2 separate regions of the Homo sapiens genome follow, and region 2 is linked to region 1. A link is an interaction called in ENCODE POLR2A ChIA-PET data of the cell type or tissue named here. Cell type or tissue: endothelial cell of umbilical vein. All regions are shown on one strand. Links, peaks and the distances in the headings refer to the core of each region. The heading gives the core; the rest is flanking DNA. Region 1 overlaps CHCHD3 (coiled-coil-helix-coiled-coil-helix domain containing 3). Region 2 has its middle 31 kb from the start of FLJ40288.

Region 1 (9,983 bases), core at 3,327-8,326:
GAGGTCAGGTTAACTAATGCCATGGTAGAAACTCAGCTTTCTGAGAGGCCAGAGCAGGAGGACCACTTAAGCCCAGAAGTTGTATATCCAAAGAGAATGAGAACAGGACACTAACTAAAGACACTGAAACAATTAAGTAGCAGATGAAAGATAAGAGAGGAGAAAGGCAATGTGAAGGGGAAACTGCAGTAGGCAAGGAGAGTGGGCAAACTTTTTTAAATAACATAACACTTTGCAATGAAGACAATTTTCAAATGTTGGTACATTTTATTTGAGTTCAGTGACCTGATTACCATGGCACGGCAAACTGAAAAAAATGTGTGTTTGGGATGCTGCTGATTTAACATTTGTATCAAACCACTGCTGTCATATTTGTAATAATGAGGGAGTTTATTCCAAAGATTATAGTAGAAGTATTTATGGTAATAATAATCATTCTTATTTTTGTTATTAAAAATACATTATAAAAGTACATGGGTTCAATGCAATTTCAATATATTATTTCAATATATTGATCTTTACAAAAAAGTAGAATAGAAGCAGTATTTAGTGCTTTTAAAATTGTTTCCATTTTTAAATATGAAAAAACTGAGCTTAAAGAAACTGTGATTAATCTCTGCTCAGTTAATAAGCAGAGAGGCAGGACCAGACTCTGGTCTTCTGATTCCCAATTCTGGGTTATTTTTGTTATCAAACAAACAAAAAACAAACCTAAAATCTCTTCCATCTCTAAACCACTTAGGTGTATTCATTATATTAAGTCAGCATATGTGGTTTAAGGGTGAAGCGCATGTGTCTCTCTAGGCTCATCCTCACTCGAGGGTGAACCTGAACAAGGAACTAGACCTATGCATCTCTTATTAGTGTGGGATCAAGAAAAGATCCAACAACCATATTTACTTATTTTCTCAGAATTAAGATCAACATTCATTTTGTTTAATGTGCTCATTTTTAAAAAGGAATTTGAAAATCAGGTCAGCATACAGAATCAAGAAACAAAAATCACAAAAGTATACGCTATATAATTTTTTAAGCCCAAAGCTCAGTCACTGATTTTCGCTTCTCATGGAGTTTTCATTTCAATCTACAAATTTATTTGATTTTCCTTTTTTTGTATGTAACAAGCAAAAGGCAAACATCAAGTTATCCTTCAAAAAAATGAAGGAATGGTCAAATTCAATAATCAACAAGTATTTATTTAGTATCTACTATATAGAGGGTATTGTTTTACTTATAAAGCTAGAAATGTCACAAAGCTGTTTTATTTCTTCTGTGACATTTGATCTTATGGCACAATTATACATTTATAGATAAGGTGTAATACTCACCAGTTAACTAAATCACATTTACGCCAGATCTGCTGTGGCAATTTTAGAAATACTGAGTCCACTCCAGGGCAATTAGAGTATTCCCAGCTATATCATATCTCACCTATTGCATATCTGTTGTATCTCGCCAGCTACATATAGGTCTCAGTGACAGGATTTTGTATGTACAGACAACTAACAAAGAACATTATTAAGTTACAGATTTCTTAAACTATATTAACTTAACATTAACCTAAAATGATCTGGCAAGAATTAAAGTATCTAAACTCCCATAGTACTAACACAAAAAGACTATTCCATCCCACTAGTAACCACCCATCTAAAATAAATGAAAATAGGCCGGGCGCAGTGGCTCACGCCTGTAATCCCAGCAGTTTGCAAGGCCAAGGCAGGCAGATCACCTGAGGTCCAGAGTTAGAGACCAGCCTGACCAACATGATGAAACCCTGTCTCTACTAAAAATACAAAAATTAGCCAGGCATGGTGGCACACACCTGTAATCCCAGCTACTTGGGAGCCTGAGGCACAAGAATCCCTTGAACCTGGGAAGGTAGAGGTTGCAGTGAGCTGAGATCGCGCCGCTGCACTCCAGCCTGGGCAACAGAGCAAGACTCCGTCTCATAAATAAATAAATAAATAAATAAATAAAAAAATAAATAAAATTAATGAAAATACTAGCCAAATAAACAGATACGAGCAACCATGGTCATATGGGCATAACACAACACTGGTTTAACTACTATGTTCCCAAAGTTTGCAACAGTGAGAAAAAAACAAGGATTCATACTGGTGGTGAATTAAGTAACACAATTTCTTGAGGGCAATTTGACAATAATAATATTTAGTATAACCTTTGACCTAGTAATTCCATTTCTAGGGATTTACCCTAAGGAAATAACACTGGATATGTGTAAATTTAATAATAAGGATATCCAATGCAGAGTGTTCATAAAAGTGAAACATTCTGAACCATTTATTTGGAACCGTAAATGTCTAATAGTGAACTACAATTAAGTTATTTATATATGTACTGACAACATATTTTTATGATATATTATGAGCAAAAATAAAGCAGCTCATAAAAATAGTAAGGACACTATAATACCACTTGTTATTTTTTTTCTCCTGTGTGTATAAGCCTGTGTACCAAAATATTTACCGTGGTTTTGTGTGAATAGTGAGATTATAGATGATTTTCATTTTCTTAACTTTGTTTGGCTGCATTTCTCTAATTTTCTAAACAGTGTGAGTTATTTTTGTAACTAGAAAAAAATACTTATTACTATCATGTGCCTTGTGATTTTCACTTTGATCTATATTGATAGGTACTAGGAAGCTGTTACAGGTGGGGTAATGATAAAACACAGAAGAGCAGACCAGGCTAATAAAGAATTGACAATGGCACAAGGTAAGAGAGAGAAGCAAGCAGGGGCAGACCTAGGAGAGACCCACTTGATTGTGCCCATGTCTTTAGTTATTGTCTCGTTCTCAGTCTCTTTTTGGACATATACCATAACTCAATTCTACCATGGGATTAGTTAAACTGACTTCTAAGTTGGACAGTTTTAAATCTTAGTTTTATTTGAATTTTACCTTTACTTATAAGCTAGCTTTTCTGACACTCACCTTTTGAGACCCTAGCAAGCAGGTCAGTGTCCAGAAACCAATCCTAACGGAATGGCTGGCCCCGCACCAGCAGTGTGCAGAATGGCAGCAGTATCATCACTACGGCTGCTCACTCCAGGTCCCTCCAACATTTAAAGACACAAGGGTAGAGAGAAACTAGCCACTCTCTGGACCTCCTTAGGGATGCCCTGCTACATCTCTGCTGAGCCTCCCTGTCTCCTCCCATGCTACAATATACGTGTCCCAACTTTCTGATTTTTAGCTTCCTGATTAATTTACTTGCCCTTTGAAAATGTCCTCTAATTCATTACAGCCTTCCTGGAATTACTCTCTGGCTTCTCAACATCTGATATTATATGTCCCATAAACAACAGGACTATTATATTAAAACCATGAATTAGATCCGAGCATCCTATTTCTCCCCAAGCCTATTAACAAGATGTTCTACAGGTTGAATCTCATTTAATTTGCCATTTACAGGATAACCTTTCCAGGTATGTCTCTCAAGTCCTTCCTGTTATTCTGGATACCTCTTAATATCTGTTATGTTGGGGGAAATCATCTGAATGAAGTAAGAAAATTGATTCTGTTTCTTTCCTAATGGAAAAAAACCTGAGGAGATAAGAATAGTGCAACCAATTCATGACTGGACAACACCCTTAAGATGACTATCTTCCTAAGTGAAATGTGCATGGCCCCACACTGTGAAAAGCAATAAATATTTCTGTCTTTGAAATTACAAGATTGAGTGATCAAAGGGATCAAGTAAGAAGATTTCCTATTCTTCGACATTTTGCCATTAGTTATACAGTAAAAGACAGCTGTCTTTATGCATAGAACTGTCACCAAATGTTCCCAGACTCGGCAGATTAAGCTATCGATGGTTTTTAAGAGAAGAAAAAAAAAAACAATCAAAATGAGACTTTTCTGTATTCTACACACATGCAGAAAAGAAAAAAAAAAAAGAAAAAAAAAGCAATTTCATGGTGAAGGAAGGAGATATATTTATATGTCACAGCAAGGCCAAGAGTATTTCCAACAAAAATAAAAATCCCCTTTGCCACCTTCATAACATCTCAAAGTCTTACAATGCATAAGAATATGTTACATACATACATATATAACATTAGCCATATGAAATGTCTGAGACAAATTTAAATGACCACCGTAATAAAGAATTTGATCTTTTCTTTTTGTATTCTCTGTAGGCTTATGTCAGTAAACTAGAATAAACATGTTATTAAAAGAGAATCAATAGGAGGCTTTAAAATATACACTACCACAAAAGGTCAAGCCCTGGTATCGATTTTAATATAACATTTTTTGTGCAGCTTCCCAAAGGATTCTTTTCTAATATTGTTCTTCATTTTTCTCTCACTTTGTTCCCTGACTGGTGAATTTGTTGTTCTTGTCTGCAAAAAGCTGTCTAAAGCTGACTCTGCTGAGTATGTGTCATTCCTATGACAAGCTGCTGGCAAATGAAAAAACAAAAAAGACCAAAAAAAAAAAAAACAACAACAACAAAAACCAGAACACAAAGGTAGTCAGTGGGAGGACAGATACAAGAGGCCAAGAAGCAAGAGATAATCTTCAACTCAAAACGCACAAGGGCTGGCCACGGTGGCTCACACCTGTAATCCCAGCACTTTGGGAGGCCAAGGCAGGTGGATCACCTGAGGCCAGGAGCTTGAGACCAGCCTGGCCAACATGTGACACCCCATCTCTATTAAAAAACACAGAAATTGGCCAGGCACGGTGGTGTGCACCTGTAAGCCCAGCTAATCGGGAGGCTGAGGCAGGAGAATCGCTTGAACCCAGGAGGCAGAGGTTGCAGTGAGCCAAGATCGCGCCACTGCACTCCAGCCTGGGTGACAGTGCGAGACTCTGTCTCAAAAAAAAAAAAAAAAAAAAAGTACAGGAACACACTGAAACTCAGAACAATTTGCCATCCCAGGAAGCTCTGGGCTTTTGCCTTCTCTGGTGCCTGGAGAGAGCCCTGATTCCCAGAAGCCAGGGAGGCTGAGGGGGGCACGAGGAGAGAAGAGATGATCTCTCAGGTTACGACAAAAAAAAAAAAACTCTGTCACGAAACCAGGGAAAGAATGCAATGTTTCAAGATACAAATCCATGTTACGCCATGCACCTCTTGAATCTAAGGCACCAAATGTTCAAAGGACATCTGGAATCCCTTTGACAGGGTTCATGAGGGCAAAAGTATATGCTCAGAGACACAAGAGACTTCTTGACTTCTGTCCCAACAGACAAGGCTTAAAGACTTACACAACATACGCTCTGGTTCAGTCTCATGTAAAATGTAAGTGCAAACTATAGTACATGTTGTTCATGTCGTTTCAAATTTTGATTATGTTGTTAGCCAACAATAAAAATACTCTGAAAGCTTAGATGATATTCATATACTGTCAAGTTTCCACTTTTAGACAATGCTCATTAAAAATGAAGGAAACTGAGCAACTGTCTCAGGACAGGACCTGAAACCAAAAAAACACTGCTCCTGGAGTTATAATGCAGTCCTCATATCAGAAAATGAAAGCCAATTAAGCCTACTCAACAGGAAGACATGAATCACAGTCACTTCCTAAACACTATGAAAATCTGAAATGTTGGGAACGGGCTTGGAGTAAAAGAGAACTGGATTTGAACCTGATGCTGCCTGTTGTCAGGTCAAGGTACTTGCCCACTCCAAGCTACTTTTGTAAAATAAACCTGTAGAAAGCAGAGCTACCACATCCAATTGCTCCTCAGTTTGATGGCAGAGTGGGGGTCACCTAGCCTTGGATCCTGGAGGGGAATATGAGGAGCATCATCTTATAGGCCACAATACAGGCCAAAGCAGGCTTCATCAGAGGGCTCTCGGGGAGTTCAGAGCTAATATATACAAATATATGCACAGCGCACAGTACACAGTGGACAATCATTAAATGGCAGTTGCTATTGTCATATGATGATTCTCCTGTCTCTTTTGACTTTTGGACAAATTCTATCCCATTTTAATGTATTTAGCCACAACAGTAAAATATTATCGTAATTTAATATAAAATCCCTTTTTGGTACCTACTATATGACAGACAATGAATTTTGCCCTCATAGACTTTCTTTTATTTTGAGACAGGGTCTCACTCTTGTCACCCAGGCTAAAGTGCAGTGGCGTGATCTCGGCTTACTACAACCTCTGGCTCCCAGGTTCAAGCGATTCTCGTGCCTCAGCCTCCTGAGTAGCTGGGACTACGGATGCCTGCCACCATACCTGGCTAATTTTTGTATTTTTAGTAGACATAGGGTTTCGTCATGTTGGCCAGGCTGGTCTTGAACTCCTGACCTCAGGTGATCCGCCCGCCTCGGCCTCCCAAAGTGCTGGGATTACAGGCATGCCCAGCCCTCATAAACTTTTATATTCCAGTGCAGGAGACAGACAAGAAACAGAAAAAGAATACTATAAAGAAACATAAAGCAGGAAAAGGACAGCTAGGATGAGAGAACAGGAAAGAAAGAAGAGTTATTTTAGACAAAATGACCAGGGAAATCCTCTCTGTAGGGTTATTTGGGAAAAACTGTGATAGTAAGAGGGAGTCAGCCATGCAAAATATGAAGTGCAAATATTCTGGACAAGGAGCTATAGGCACAAACAGGTTTGGCAGCCGATGTGGCCGAAGTGTTCAATGAGAGGGTGGTAACATAGGAGATCCAAGTATCAGAGGGTGTAAATGTGTAACAATAGGTAGAGGACTTGAAGGTCAGAGAAAAGGACTTGGACTTTATGCTAAACCTAATGAAGCCATTAGAGGGTTTTAAGCAAAGAAAGTGACATGATTCAAAATGCATTTTTTTAAAGCCAACTAATGCTGCTTTGTGAAAAATAGAATGTGGCGGACAAGAATAGCCCAATGGAGGTGACTTTGTAATACTACAAATGAGAAATGGTAATGGCTTACACCAGGGTTTCTCGGCCTCGGAGCTATATCAACATTTTGAACTGAACAATTCTTTGTTGTAGAGGGGCTGTCCAGTGCACTGTAGGATGTTTAACAGCATTGCTGGCCTCTACCTATCAGATGCCAGTGGTACCCCCAATGTTAGGACAACCTAAAAGGTCTCCAGGTATGGCCAGAAGTCCCATGGGGAAGGGAGCAAAATCTCCAGCAGCTGAGAACCACTGGCTTAGCCTAAGGCAGGGGTGGCAAAGGTGAGAGGTAATTCATTTCTAATATATTTTAAAAGCAGAGACATTAGGGCCAATTCACTGGAAATGGGAAAACAGGGACATAAAGGCAGGAAGAATGAATTTGGAATCGTCAATAATAAAAAATCTTTAAAAAATTATTTTATCTTAGGACCAAGCTCTCTTGAGAATCTGTCTTTACAGTTAATATTCTTTCTGTTACGAAGAAACACTGACATTTACTTATTTATTTATTTATGCCTGACATTTATTGAATGGTTGATTGATTAATTGAGACAGAGTATTGCTCTGCCACCCAGGCTGGAGTGCAATGGCGCAATCTCGGCTCACTGCAACCTCAGAAAGTTGATAAGGGTTACAGAAAGTTGATGTTACCCTCAACTTTCTGTTACCCGCAATTTTCTGTTAGACTAGCATTATCCACATTTTCAGTAGTTTGAGGAGAGAGCTTTTCTAAGGCAAACTATGTAAGGCAAACCTATGTAGGGCTAAATAACATAAATTATAGAAACCCACTTGGGCTCCTTTTCTTTAATTCTATAAAAACTGAATTGTACAGCTGACAGATATATTCATAATGAAATGCACAATTTCCAACCTATTACAGCTAAATCTACAGTAATATTAATTTTTACCCACCATTTGACAGTATTTTGACAGTTTTATTTCAAAACATAGTCATGTGAGTTAAAAAACAAAACACAAAAAGTCCTTTCATTTGTGAAATTCTTTTCAATCTAAATTTCTTATTTATTGAGCTCCATAATTAAGGCATAGTTTACTGGTAAAACCTATAAAACATAAATCTTCAGGCCAGGCACAGTGGCTCACGCCTGTAATCCTAACACTTTGGGAAGCCAAGGCAGGCAGATGGCTTGAGCCTAAGAGTTCGAGACCAGCCTGGGCAACAAGGTGAATCCCTGCCTCTAACAAAAATACAAAAATTAGGCAGACATGGTGGCATGCACCTGTAGTCCCAGCTACTCGGGAGGTTAAGGTGAGAGGATGGCTTGAGTCTGGGAGACAGAGGGTGCAATGGGCTGAGATTGCACCACTGCACTCCACCATGGGCGACAGAGCCAAATCCTGTCTCAAAACTAAGAAAGAAAAGGAGGAGAGGGGAGGGGAGGGGAGGGGAAGAGAGGGGAGGGGAAGGGAGGGGAGGAGAAGAGAGGGGAGGGGAAGGGAGGGGAGGGGAGGCCAAACCTTCAATAACCGACATCAAAAGGTCAGGGCTGGGAGTGGTGTCTAACGCTTGTAATCCCACCACTTTGGGAGGTCAAGGTGGGTGGATCACCTGGGGTCAGGAGTTTGAGACCAGCCTGGCCAACATGATGAAACCCCGTCTCTACTAAAAATACAAAAATCATCTGGATGTGGTGTCGGGTGCCTGTAATCTCAGCTACTTGGGAGGCTGAGGCAGGAGAATCGCTTGAACCCAGGAAGCAGAGGTTGCAGTAAGCTGAGATCACACCCCTGCACTCCAGCCTGGGCAACAGAGCAAGACTCCGCCTCAAAAAAAAAAAAAAAAAAAAACATTCAGACAGACATATAATAGGTAACATTACTGCTGGATCAGAAAATAATTTAGCCTCTGAAACACAGTCTGATCGAGTGATGGTAAGTATGGGTGACTCCAGATGCCGACTGCCTGCGTTCAAATTCCAGCTCCTCTGCTTTCTGGCTATGTGGCTATAAGCAAGTGACCTCTGTGTTTCGGCTACTTCATCTACAAAGTGAGGAGACTAGCAGGTCAGAACCTGCCCCATAGGGCTGCTATGAAGGTTAAATAATCACATGTGCAAAGGGCTTGGACCAGTGCTTAGGACAAAAGAAGTATTCAAAACTGTTAGCTATTACTATTACAAATGATTACTTACTATTACATATTATTAGTAGTAGTAATATTACTTTTCTTAGGCAAAGTCTTCTTAAATGGCATTTATTATCAGATAGACGGTCTACTTGAATCTATATATGCTGACATGGGAAGAGAGATCACAATATATGACTGAGTAGAAAAAAGCACGTTATATAACATGCTCATTTTGTTTTAAAAAAACAAAATGATAAATAATCTAGGGTAAGAATGTATAAATGATTTTGTAGGGAGTAAGAATAAGGGAAAGGAGGGAGACAGAAAACTATTCATCTGTATTTACTGAATTCCTTTTATAGGTATGTATTTCCCTGGTAATTTTCTTTTTTTTTGTTAAAGAAACAAACACAATATCCATGTTTTCAGTTGTTTAAGGAATGAATTTCCTATGTCAAACCTACCTGGTTCGGTAGAAATAATGGAAGAATTGCAGAAACTCTGTTGCATAAGTGTTTCTTAACTAGTAGACACTTGTCACATTAGTGGTTTCAGTTGACTTTGTGGGGTACTTTTTTTGGTATCATTTGGTTTTAATCCAACAACCCCATCAGGAAGTCAAAATGCCCTGTAATTTACGGATTTTTATGAGATTTTTGTTTTAATCTAAATCAACCTTGACAAAATGGCACCAAGAAACAAGGAATTTAAAAGATCCATTCTGAGAAGTTGTGAAGAAACTTGAATTTAAATCAAGAATTGAAACATTTACATGGTTAATCTGTGTTTTAATGCTTTATACCTGACACCTAAATCACACTAAAATTGTTTGGGGGATAACTCAAAAAAAAAAAAAAAACCTTTCAAATGAAATGGTTGCAGCCTCAAGGATTCAGATTGTTTATATGTAAGGAAGCAATTGTAAATAGCATATAACTAACAATTGCTCCCATCGTGGCTGAATATTTTGACAGATAAATTCAATATTCTAGTTCCAACGGCAAATTGTCCCAGC
Region 2 (9,983 bases), core at 1,796-6,795, 390 kb before region 1:
AACTGTCTCTAGGCATCGCCCAATGTCTCATGGAAGACAAAATCAACCATGGGTGAGAACCACTGATTTCTATCAAAAGGGCATCAAAATGAGATTATACACATGATCTTCGTAAGAATATATATACATTTACTACATTACACAGTCACCTAGATGTAACACTATGAGAAAAAAAAAACGGACTTAATCTTTATGCTTTGTTGAAAAGATGTTAAGAGACCAGTGTAGTCCTTGACGCTTCTGAAGTTCCAAAGAGTAAACTCGGAAGACAGAGAGGAAACTGACCTACTAGCGATTCCTCTCACGCACACAAAGGTTGGACTGCAGAGAAAATGCCCTTTGGTCTCATGCAGCTTTCCTCCTCCCTCCCTGGGCTTAGCACACCTTGCACTTTTCCAACTCGGGATCTTCTCGCATCACATTCTCAGCCTGGGCCTCCTCTCCTCTGCTCTGTACATAGCTGCCTCCTCACGCCACCAGCTTCTACTAAAAGGTCACTGCCACCAATTGACCATGAATCTGAATAAAGCCACCCTCCCCCCCGACATCTCCTCTGAATCCTCCATATCACAGTTCATAATTCCATGTGAATCTATTTACTTTTTAATTATCACTGTCCCCATTAGATTTTGGCTTCTGTGAAGGCAGGGGCCATGTCTCTTTATTCACTGCTGTTCACCCATATTCCACCAGCACCTGGCACAGGAAAGTGCCATTAAGTATCTGGTGGCTGAGTGGATATGGCAATGGGGGTGAGACAGTGTGCTCCTGTGGTGTGTCAGTGAGTGGGCGACGGGGTGATGGAGAAAACTGGAACACAGACCAGGACAAACGCAAAGTAGCATGTGTGATATTCTTGCACAGACTTAATATTTCCAAGTCAGTTATACGCATTTGTTGGCTATCTATACCTGAAATAAAAAAATAAACAAAACACGGCCACAAGGACCTACAGTATAACACAGAAGATAAAATATATTTTAATAATTACATGTAAAGTCTGCTAGGAGTGTATTTTTAAATCCAGGAAAAAAAAGTAAAAGAAAAAAATGTTCCACAGTTCTGAAGGTGGGCAGGTTACTTCTGCCTGTGGGCGTGGGGCTTCAAAGGGCAACATTGGAAGGAGGTTTTGCAGGATGCATAGGAGTTGCATAGGTGGAAGATGGGGAGACCTTCTGGAGGGAGGAACAGCTTGAGTAAAGGCAGTAAGTGAGAAAGCCCAGGACTTTGCTGAGAATGTGCTTTCACCCAGTGCTATCCTGTAGAAATGTAATGTGAGTCACATTTTTCTAGTAGCCACATTAGAGAAGTAAAAACGGGTAAAATTAACTTTTTAAAATTACATTTTATTTATTTAACCCAATATTAATATTCAATATTTTGGATATCCAAAATGTTATTCCAACAGATCAACAATATAAACGATTATTGAGGTATTTTACACTCTTTTTTTCAGAACGCTAAAAATCCAATGTGTGATTGACACACTGCACATCTCAATTCAGACTAGCCACATTTCAAGTGCTCGGTAGCCACATGCGGCCAGAGGCCCTCATACTGGACAGGTCTAGTGCCATAGCGGGAGTGGGTTTAAGCAGGCCCACCCTGAAAGATAGCAGGATGCAGCAGACAGCGGGTGAACTTGGAACAAGCGTATTTAATATTGTTTTCAGCACGTAAGTTGATGGAAATAAAGCTCAAAGGTGGGGAGGCACTGAAGGCTCAGGGAGCAGTGTTGGAGCAGAGGTTTATAAATGTCAGACCCACAGGGAGGGTGCCCAGGCAAGGCTGGCAGGCACCAGACGCAGGCCCCAGCAACCACAGCTGTGTGCAGCGCTCTGATGCCTGGCCACAGCTGACGGGACAGAGGCACCTGGCCCAATTTGACTAATGAGAAATTTCCAAGAAATTTGGTACTAGTTCAGTTTATTCAGGTCTCTTGAATGGAGGAGATGTAAATACTTGGGAAATGCCGGAGACACCTCCCACCGCGGAACTGAGCCGCGGAGAAAAGCAAGCTGCAGAGAAAGAGGAAGCAGATGTGCAGAGAGGCGGAGATGGAGGAGTGGCTGGGAAGGTCGCCTGTGTCCCGCCGGCTTCCAAGTTCCAGAGCCTTCCGGAGCCTCTTCTGAAATCCTGCCCCCTGGCTTCCCAAGATGTCCCTTGCCCTTAAACTGTAATAAATCTCTCTCCCCCGAGCCCTCGCCCTCTTTCAGAACACTGGTTTCTATTCCGTAGAACAAAAGATTTAGAAGGTCTTAAGAAATACCATCAGCACAAGGCTTTAGGACACGCCATGGTTTTGCCTCCCTACCTAGGGACCCGGCACAGGGGCGGGAAGGGAGGAATCTGGGAGAGCTGAGATTCTAGGGCTTTGGTTACCGGTGGAGCGGGAGGGGGGTTCGGGAGATGGCTGAGGTTTTGAGCCTGTGGCTGGGAAAGTGATGATGTCCTTCACAGAGAGGGGAGTGGTGGCAGAGGGAGCAGGGCCCTAAGGGAAACTGACGCCTGTGCAGCACGAACCCCACTCGCGTCCTGTCTGCCTGGACTGCCGCCGTGGGGACTTCTGCAGCCCCCGCCCCTGGCGGAGGGGACGGGGGCTGGGGCTGCTCCCACCACCGCAGGCGGCCCGCAGTGCCCGGCCTCAGCGTCCCTGGGGCTCTGGGTTGCAGGCTTTGGCTGATGGCTGAGGGCTCTGGACGCAACGAAGAGTCACTTCTGGTGTCCACTTCGGGATCTGTCTGACACTTTTTCTCCTTCCTGCACCCTGTAGCACCTGCTCCTTATACCTTATTCCCTGCTTCTGCTCACCTCCCTGCTCTTCTTCCCTTCTGCGGCCCATTGGAGTGAGCAGGGAAGTGACGCTTTTCATGTCCCAAAGCTGGGAGACCCCATTTGAGCCAGAGGAAGAAAAACTAACAGACTCTGTCCACATCAGCTTTCAGCAACGTGCACGTGGGTGCACACACACACTCATGCACATGCACACACACACACATGCATTCATTCGCTCCTTCTCCCCACCGCTATCCCTCCCTCTCCCCTCTCCTCTCTCCCCTCTCCCTTCTCCCCTCTGGAGACTTAACACACTTTTTGACAGATAAAGGATCTCTCTCTCTCTCTCTCTCTCTCTCTCTCTCTCTCTATTCCCCACCGCCTGCTTTCGCCCTATCCCCAAATCAGCCAGACTTAGCTAGCAACACGCTTCCCTTGGAGTGGATCCCTCAAAAATTTCCAGCCACACCAGGAAAAGCAATGGCAGATAACGCCCAAACTCCCTGGTCATGCTTTCTCTTGGCTCTCCAGTCCAAGGCTGCATTCTCTACCTGACACACACATGGTCACCATGCACCCCACACACCCACTCCATGTTCCATGCACAGTTTAAAAAGCACGTTGCCTCTTCGCAGTGCTTCTGCATTTGCTGGCTGCAGGCAAGAGAGGAGAAAATGTATTCAGCTTCCTCTGTCTACCTTGCCTGCCTAGCCTGTCTCAGCCTGTTCTCTAAGGGCCTTTGGGGTATTGATCCTAAAAGCTTCTGCAAAGGGAATCATAATGGGAATTTCATAGCCAAGGAAACTGAGTCACTTGAGGTCAAGGGCTGCAGGAGCCTTGTTTTCCAAGAGCCCTCAGCACTTACAACCTAAGAGGCTCTGTGTCCTGTTCTCCAGCCCAGTGGCCTCCAAACATTTTTAATTGCTTGACTCATCCATAAAACTTTTTGAGCATCCACCCCCAGTATATACATATTTATTTATAAATTATAATCACATAAACTACATGTCTAACATTATTTATACTACAAATAGACATTATAGTAGATGTAACAGACATACTCAAAATATAGAAACTGTAAAAGGAGAAAACAAAGAATAAATATAACTCAACATTCTATTATGTTCTTCCTGCGCCCAGTGGATCCTCTTGTGCACCTCCTGGAATATGCACCTGTTTGAAAACACTGCGTTTACCCACCGGCCCTTTCACGGGTCATCTCTGTGGTAGACTGTGCGGTTCTCTGACCCTTCCAGTTGCCCTTCCTTTCCAGACAGACAGAAGGACCCTACTCTCCAACCCATGAAGTAAGGAGTGGCTGCATCACTTGCTCTGTCCAGCAAATGGGTCCCTTCTGATTCGGAGCATCAAGAACTTCCCATGCCCTCTCTCATCTTCACCACAAAGAACCCTGAAGCCTCATGTTGGATGGTAGAGTCATAAGATGGTCATCCAGGTTGACTTGAGTGGCTAAAGTGAGCAGCCATGTTGGATTTAAGATATGGGGGGTTTCGTTACATCAGCACAACCTAGCTTCTCTTGACTGATCCTATTTGTAAAGAACCCGATTGCCACCTTGGGCATGGGTTTGTTCTCTGAGGCTTGCTCCCTCCCAGCTGTCATGCTGAGAGGGTGCTTCTCAGTAGTGACAGGGAGCCACAGTGCCACAGAGGAAAAGCACGGGGTGGTTTGAGGGATGGGGTCAGAATGTAAGAAACGGCTCAGAGTCTGAAGACTGATCAGGAAGGCACTATGTGGGTAGACTTGCTCCAGGAACTGATGGGTGCTTTCCACTCTTATCCCAGGGCCATCCCTGAACCCTGGGCTACAGAGCTTCAAGCCAGAGAGTGAAAAATGCCTCTGTATTCCCTGTTTCTGCATGTCCTATGTCTTCCTAATGGTAAGGAGTTTGATTTCAGACCAAATACATAAATTATTTTCCTTTAGGCCATTCTTTCAGCAAATAAGGCAGTAATTACTGTCTCTTAGAAATTTTCACAGTAATTAAATTGGAAGAGTATCTACATCACTGAGGCTTCCTCCCATGAAATCTAAAACACTGACAACCCATTTCCCAAATGCCTCCCAGTCTGGTTGATCCAAGGACTGCTACTGAATTACACTGTGGGATCCCAAGTGGATAAGAAGAGGAGATTAGAAATTCAGAACTCTCTCTTAAACCTGATATATGACCTAAAATGTTTCTCCAGCTACCAGAATAGAAACTAAATAAGAGTTGTTTATACCAGATAGAATCTTTTTCTCTGCAGGTCTTGGGCTGGTAGGGCAACTCTGCTGAACAGTATTGTTTCTGCTTCATTCTTTCTCCTCTGCCACCTTTACCATTGAGCTTCCTTCTCACTATGTAAGGTGGCTGCTCCAGTTACCACCTCCAGGCCCACTTTCCAGGCAGGAATCAGAGCAGGAAGGCAGACCCTTCATCTTATGGGTGCAAACCAGAAATTGCCCACATCATTCCTGCTCAGGTCTCATGGGCCAGAATTGAGTCGTATGGCCAAACTCAGCTGCAAGGGAGCCTGGGAAATGCAGTCCCTAGCTGGGCAGCCATTGGTCAGATAAATTTAGGTGCTATTACTAAAGGAATATTAGTGGACACCTAGCAGCCTCTGGCTTCCTGGCAAGCCATGTGGCCTTCCTCAGGAAGCTTTTCCTCCTACCTCACCATGGCCCATGAACTCCTATACTGTTATTCTTCAGCATTCATCACGGTGCTGGGTGAATACCTGCTTACTCCTCTCTATGTCCCATTAGGGGAAGCTTCATGAAGGCAGAGGCCATGTTCATTCTGTCTGTTTACTATTGCATCTCCAGGCCCTGGCACTTGGTAGGTTCTTAATAAATATGTGTTGACCAAGTGAACTATTTCACAAATGATTATGTGAAAAGATAATTGTAATTAACCTCTGACTGTTCTCTGCCTTTCACTCCCTGCTTCCCTCCAGTTCTGCCTAACTTGGTCTGCCTCTCCGGTTTTTCCTCCTTGTCCTCTAGGCCAGGCTCATTCAGGCCAGACAACTGCTTTGGGCTTTTGTAATGCAAGATTGTGAGGCAAGGAGCAGCCAGAAAAGTAGCAGAAGGTTTATGTTGGGAGGACAGAATCATGACATTCTCTGTTTAGCCCCCATGAAATATTTTAAATTCCATTTACAAATTAACAATTTTAATTAGAGACAAGAAGATTATATCATATACATGAAATATATCACAATCATGCATTCCTGTCCAAAAAGATTACTGTGAAATTAAACATAAAAAGTGATTTCTGGTAGCCTGGGCTCCATGAGAGAAGTGGACAGGAAAGAAAAGTAGGTTTCAGAAGTATCACTATGGACATCATGAAATTAAAAAATGCAAGAAGAGGACAGAAATTATTTGGAAATTTTTTAAATTCATTAGACTGTATTTCTATGACCCAGACACTGCCTGGTAACTAGACAAGTTGTGGCTCAGAAGGAAATGACTCAGAACAGTGGGAAAATGTCAGCGAAGTGTAAATCCCAAAAAACCTTCTTAACCAAGATTTCCGCCTGTTTTGAATCCTTAGGAAAAAGAACCCTTAAAAAGAGTGAAGTATATGTGTATGTTTCTCAAACTTTTCCAGATAGTATCAAGCCTGGAAATCATGACATTCTCTGGCTAGCCCCCAAGAGATATTTTAAATTCCACTTACAAATCAACAATTTTATATGGGGACAAGAAGATTATACCATATACATGAAATACAATCTCACGACCATGCATACCTGTCCAAAAAGATTAACTGCCAGATTAAACATAAAAAGTGATTTCAGAATTTTTCTGTTAATACTTATTTGCTACTGTTTCATCAGCTTTATTGCTGTTGTCATTTGTGCTTGCTGGTATGTAAGCAACTCAAAAATCAAAGGAAACATCTATGGAAGAAAAACTGTAAACAGAGAAAGTTCTGTGAATTGACTAAATGTTTTGTATTAATCAGGAAAATATCTCTAGATTACAAGGCCCATGAACAAAGTGGCAATGACTGTCTTATTCATGGCTCCATTTCAGTTCCTGGTTAGTGTATCTGGCATATTCTAGAAGCTAAGCAAAGATGTGTGATCAACTACTTGATTTTAGCTATTGAACCTGCCTCACTCCAACTATCAGACTACTGGAACATAATTGGAGAACTACTAGGTAACAGCAGGACTCCTTGTTGTCCATTTTTCTTTTTTGGTTTTTGAGACGGAGTCTCGCTCTATTGCCCAGGCTGGAGTGCAGTGGTGCGATCTCAGCTCACTGCAAACTCCGCCTCCCGGGTTCATGCCATTCTCCTGCCTCAGCCTCCTGAGTAGCTGGGACTACAGGCGCCCACCACCATGCCCAGCTAATGCTTTTTGTATTTTTAGTAGAGATGGGGTTTCACTGTGTTAGCCAGGATGGTCTCGAGCTCCTGACCTCATGATCAGGCTGCCTCAGCCTCCCAAAGTGCTGGGATTATAGGCGTGAGCCACCGCGCCTGGCCCATTTTTCTTAATAAGCTCTTTTTTGATGGTACCATGTTTAAGACTACAGGGTCACATGATCACCTACCAGTCTTGAAAGACATAATGACACATTCAGTATGCACGTTCTCATAATCCCACCTACTCTTGTGATTTCTGAGGTGACCCTGGATAAGCGGCCTGCCTCTGATTAGGATTTCTGAGAAGGTTCTTGTTGTTCTGTTTAGTTTTTGTTTCTTTGTTCAAGGTCTTAAAATGTTAAGATAATAACAAAACATGATAAATGCCATTGGTATTTATATTTGCAAAGTCCAAAATATTTGAGTTTTTAAATTTATTTTATATAACATCTTTACTCTTATTAATTTGTTTTTAATTATATAACTAGTGCATTGAGGATGCTTTAGGGTTATTAAAATCCAAACAATAAAATCAAAAGTCTCCTTAATTACCATGTCAAGCCCAGTCCTCTCTCCCAAGCTAACAACATTGCCCTGGTTTATAACCTTCCAGACTCTTCCCTGTGCTTTGACATACATAAATGTATATGTACTTAGAGAGATTTGTAGTTTTTGTCTTGTTCTCATTATTATTTCTATAAATGATGTAATAGGATACCTTTTGCTCTGCTACTTGCTGTTTTCATTTGGAATATGTCTTAAAGCCCTTTCCACATCCGCTCATATAACTCTACCCTATATTTTTAACCATTTGTCTTAGTCGTTCGGGCTGCTATCACAGAATACCATCAACCGGGTGGCTTAAACAATAGACATTTATTTCTCACAGGTCTGGTGGCTGAAAGTCCAAGATCCAAGTTCTGACCAATTTAGTATCCAGTAAAGGCCTGCTTCTTGGTTTGCAGATGGCCTCCTTCTTGCTGTATCCTCGCAGGGCAGAGAGATCATCTCTCTCATGTCTTTTCTTATAAGGGCACTAATTTCATTCATGAGGGCTCCACTCTCATGAGTAAATCACATCCCAAAGGCCCTACCAACAAATACCATCACACTAGGGCTTCAACATATGAATTTTAGGGAGACAAAAGCATTCAGTCCATAGCACCATTCCATGCTATTCTATAATTCAAGTGAACCATAGTTTACTTACCTAGTCCCTAACTGCTGGTCATTTAGGTGATTTTTAATCTCTTGGTTTTTTTTTGTTTTTTTTTTTTGGTTTTTTTGTTTTTTTTTTTAGATGGAGTCTCACTGTCTCGCCCAGGCTGGAGTGCAATGGCACAATCTTGGCTCACTGCAACCTCCGCCTCCTTGGTTCAAGCGATTCTCCTGCCTCAGCCTCCCAAGTAGCTAGGACTACAGGCGCATGCCACCATGCCCAGCTAATTTTTGTATTTTTAACAGAGACGGGGTTTCACCATGTTGGCCAGGATGGTCTCCATCTTTTGACTTCATGATCTGCCCGCCTCAGCCTCCCAAGGTGCTGGGATTACAGGCATGAGCCATCGCACCTGGCCAATCTCTTAGTTTTTATACATTGCTGCAAAGGTATCTTATTTGAGGCCCACCATATACATGGGCAAGTGTTACTCTAGGAAAAAATAGTGAGAAATGAAATTGCTGGGTCAAAGGACATGAACACTTAAAATTGCCATAAATACTGATAAATAGCATTCTGAAGTGGCTGCACCAATTTACTCTCCCACAAGCAAGTTATGAAAGAACCAGTTTCCCTAAACCTCTGCCATCATCATCAAACTTTAAAACCATTTCAAATCGAATTAGTGAAAATGGTTTCCCACTGTTGTTTTATTTTGCCCAGGAGTATTCTGAATGTGGAAAGTCAACTACATTGCTGCTATTTAACATAATTTTTCTAACTCTATTTCTTGCCCTCTTCTCCCCATAAATAGGAGACTTTACCTAAGTAGATAGTAGTAGCAGAGACAGCTAGCTATCCTCCTAATCTCTTTTCCTTGGGCACACACCTAGACTGTGTTTCCCAGACTTCTTGGTGGTTGTGTAGAGACTTACTACTGGGTTCTAGCCATTGAAATGTAAATGGAGTGATGTGTACCGCTTCCAGGACTGGCCTATAAAAACCTTCCGCACACAATCTTCCATGCTGTCCTCTCTTCCACTGGCTGGATATAAACAAGCATGATGAGCGTAGAAGCCACATGTTGAGGATGGCAGAAATACAGAGGAAAGAGGAAAGATGCCTGGGTCCTTGAGTCACCACTTGAAAAAGAGCTATTCGCCAATCCTGAACAACTGTTTTGGATTTAATGTGAGCAAGAATTATTCAAGCATTTGTGGGGTTATTTATTATTATTACAGCAACCACCAGTATTGTGGTGAGGATTAGCTCATTAAAATGATTGCAAATGCTATAAAAAACATTGGGAAAATAATCAGGGAGTCATCCTGGGCATATAGGTATACCTCCCAGCACAGAATACTCCATCTTACAAACTGTCTAAAGAATTAGGAGCTATCTGAAGGAAAAAAAAAAAAATCCCTGGCCTATGTCACAGGTTAGCTAAGAAAAGAGATTTCTTCCATTTTCTGGTCCCCACTGTGACCTAAGAACTACTTCCCAGATGACTCCAGTTGTTGGTCAGCGCATCAGGCTTGAGGGACCCTGTTCCCTTGGAAATGTCCTGTCAGACATCAGAGTCAATTACTGCAGAGAGTCTAGATGCTGCAGAATTGTTTCATCTGAGGTCAACGACTATTTAAAATGCCATTTGCTATTAGG

The links. Peaks named below come from ENCODE experiments on the same cell type or tissue, not always from the same donor. Only the 100,000 strongest peaks of a DNase experiment are listed, where the experiment ranks them.
Region 2: POLR2A ChIA-PET joins it to region 1 with 5 read pairs; 1 of 35 experiments calls an interaction of 5 or more read pairs at or near these places.

The regions. Positions count from the first base shown.
Region 1 is chr7:133,004,519-133,014,501 of GRCh38, forward strand. All of the region lies in intron 3 of CHCHD3 (coiled-coil-helix-coiled-coil-helix domain containing 3), which reads right to left. Among named protein-coding and RNA genes, the nearest start is that of MIR3654, 25 kb to the right of the region's middle. In endothelial cell of umbilical vein, for the core only: no CTCF peak of the experiment used is centred there; a DNase peak (open chromatin) is centred at 5,533; H3K27ac peaks cover 773 bases.
Region 2 is chr7:132,612,820-132,622,802 of GRCh38, forward strand. It overlaps a transcript of PLXNA4 not described here. Among named protein-coding and RNA genes, the nearest start is that of FLJ40288, 31 kb to the right of the region's middle. In endothelial cell of umbilical vein, for the core only: no CTCF peak of the experiment used is centred there; DNase peaks (open chromatin) are centred at 2,092 and 6,342; H3K27ac peaks cover 1,233 bases.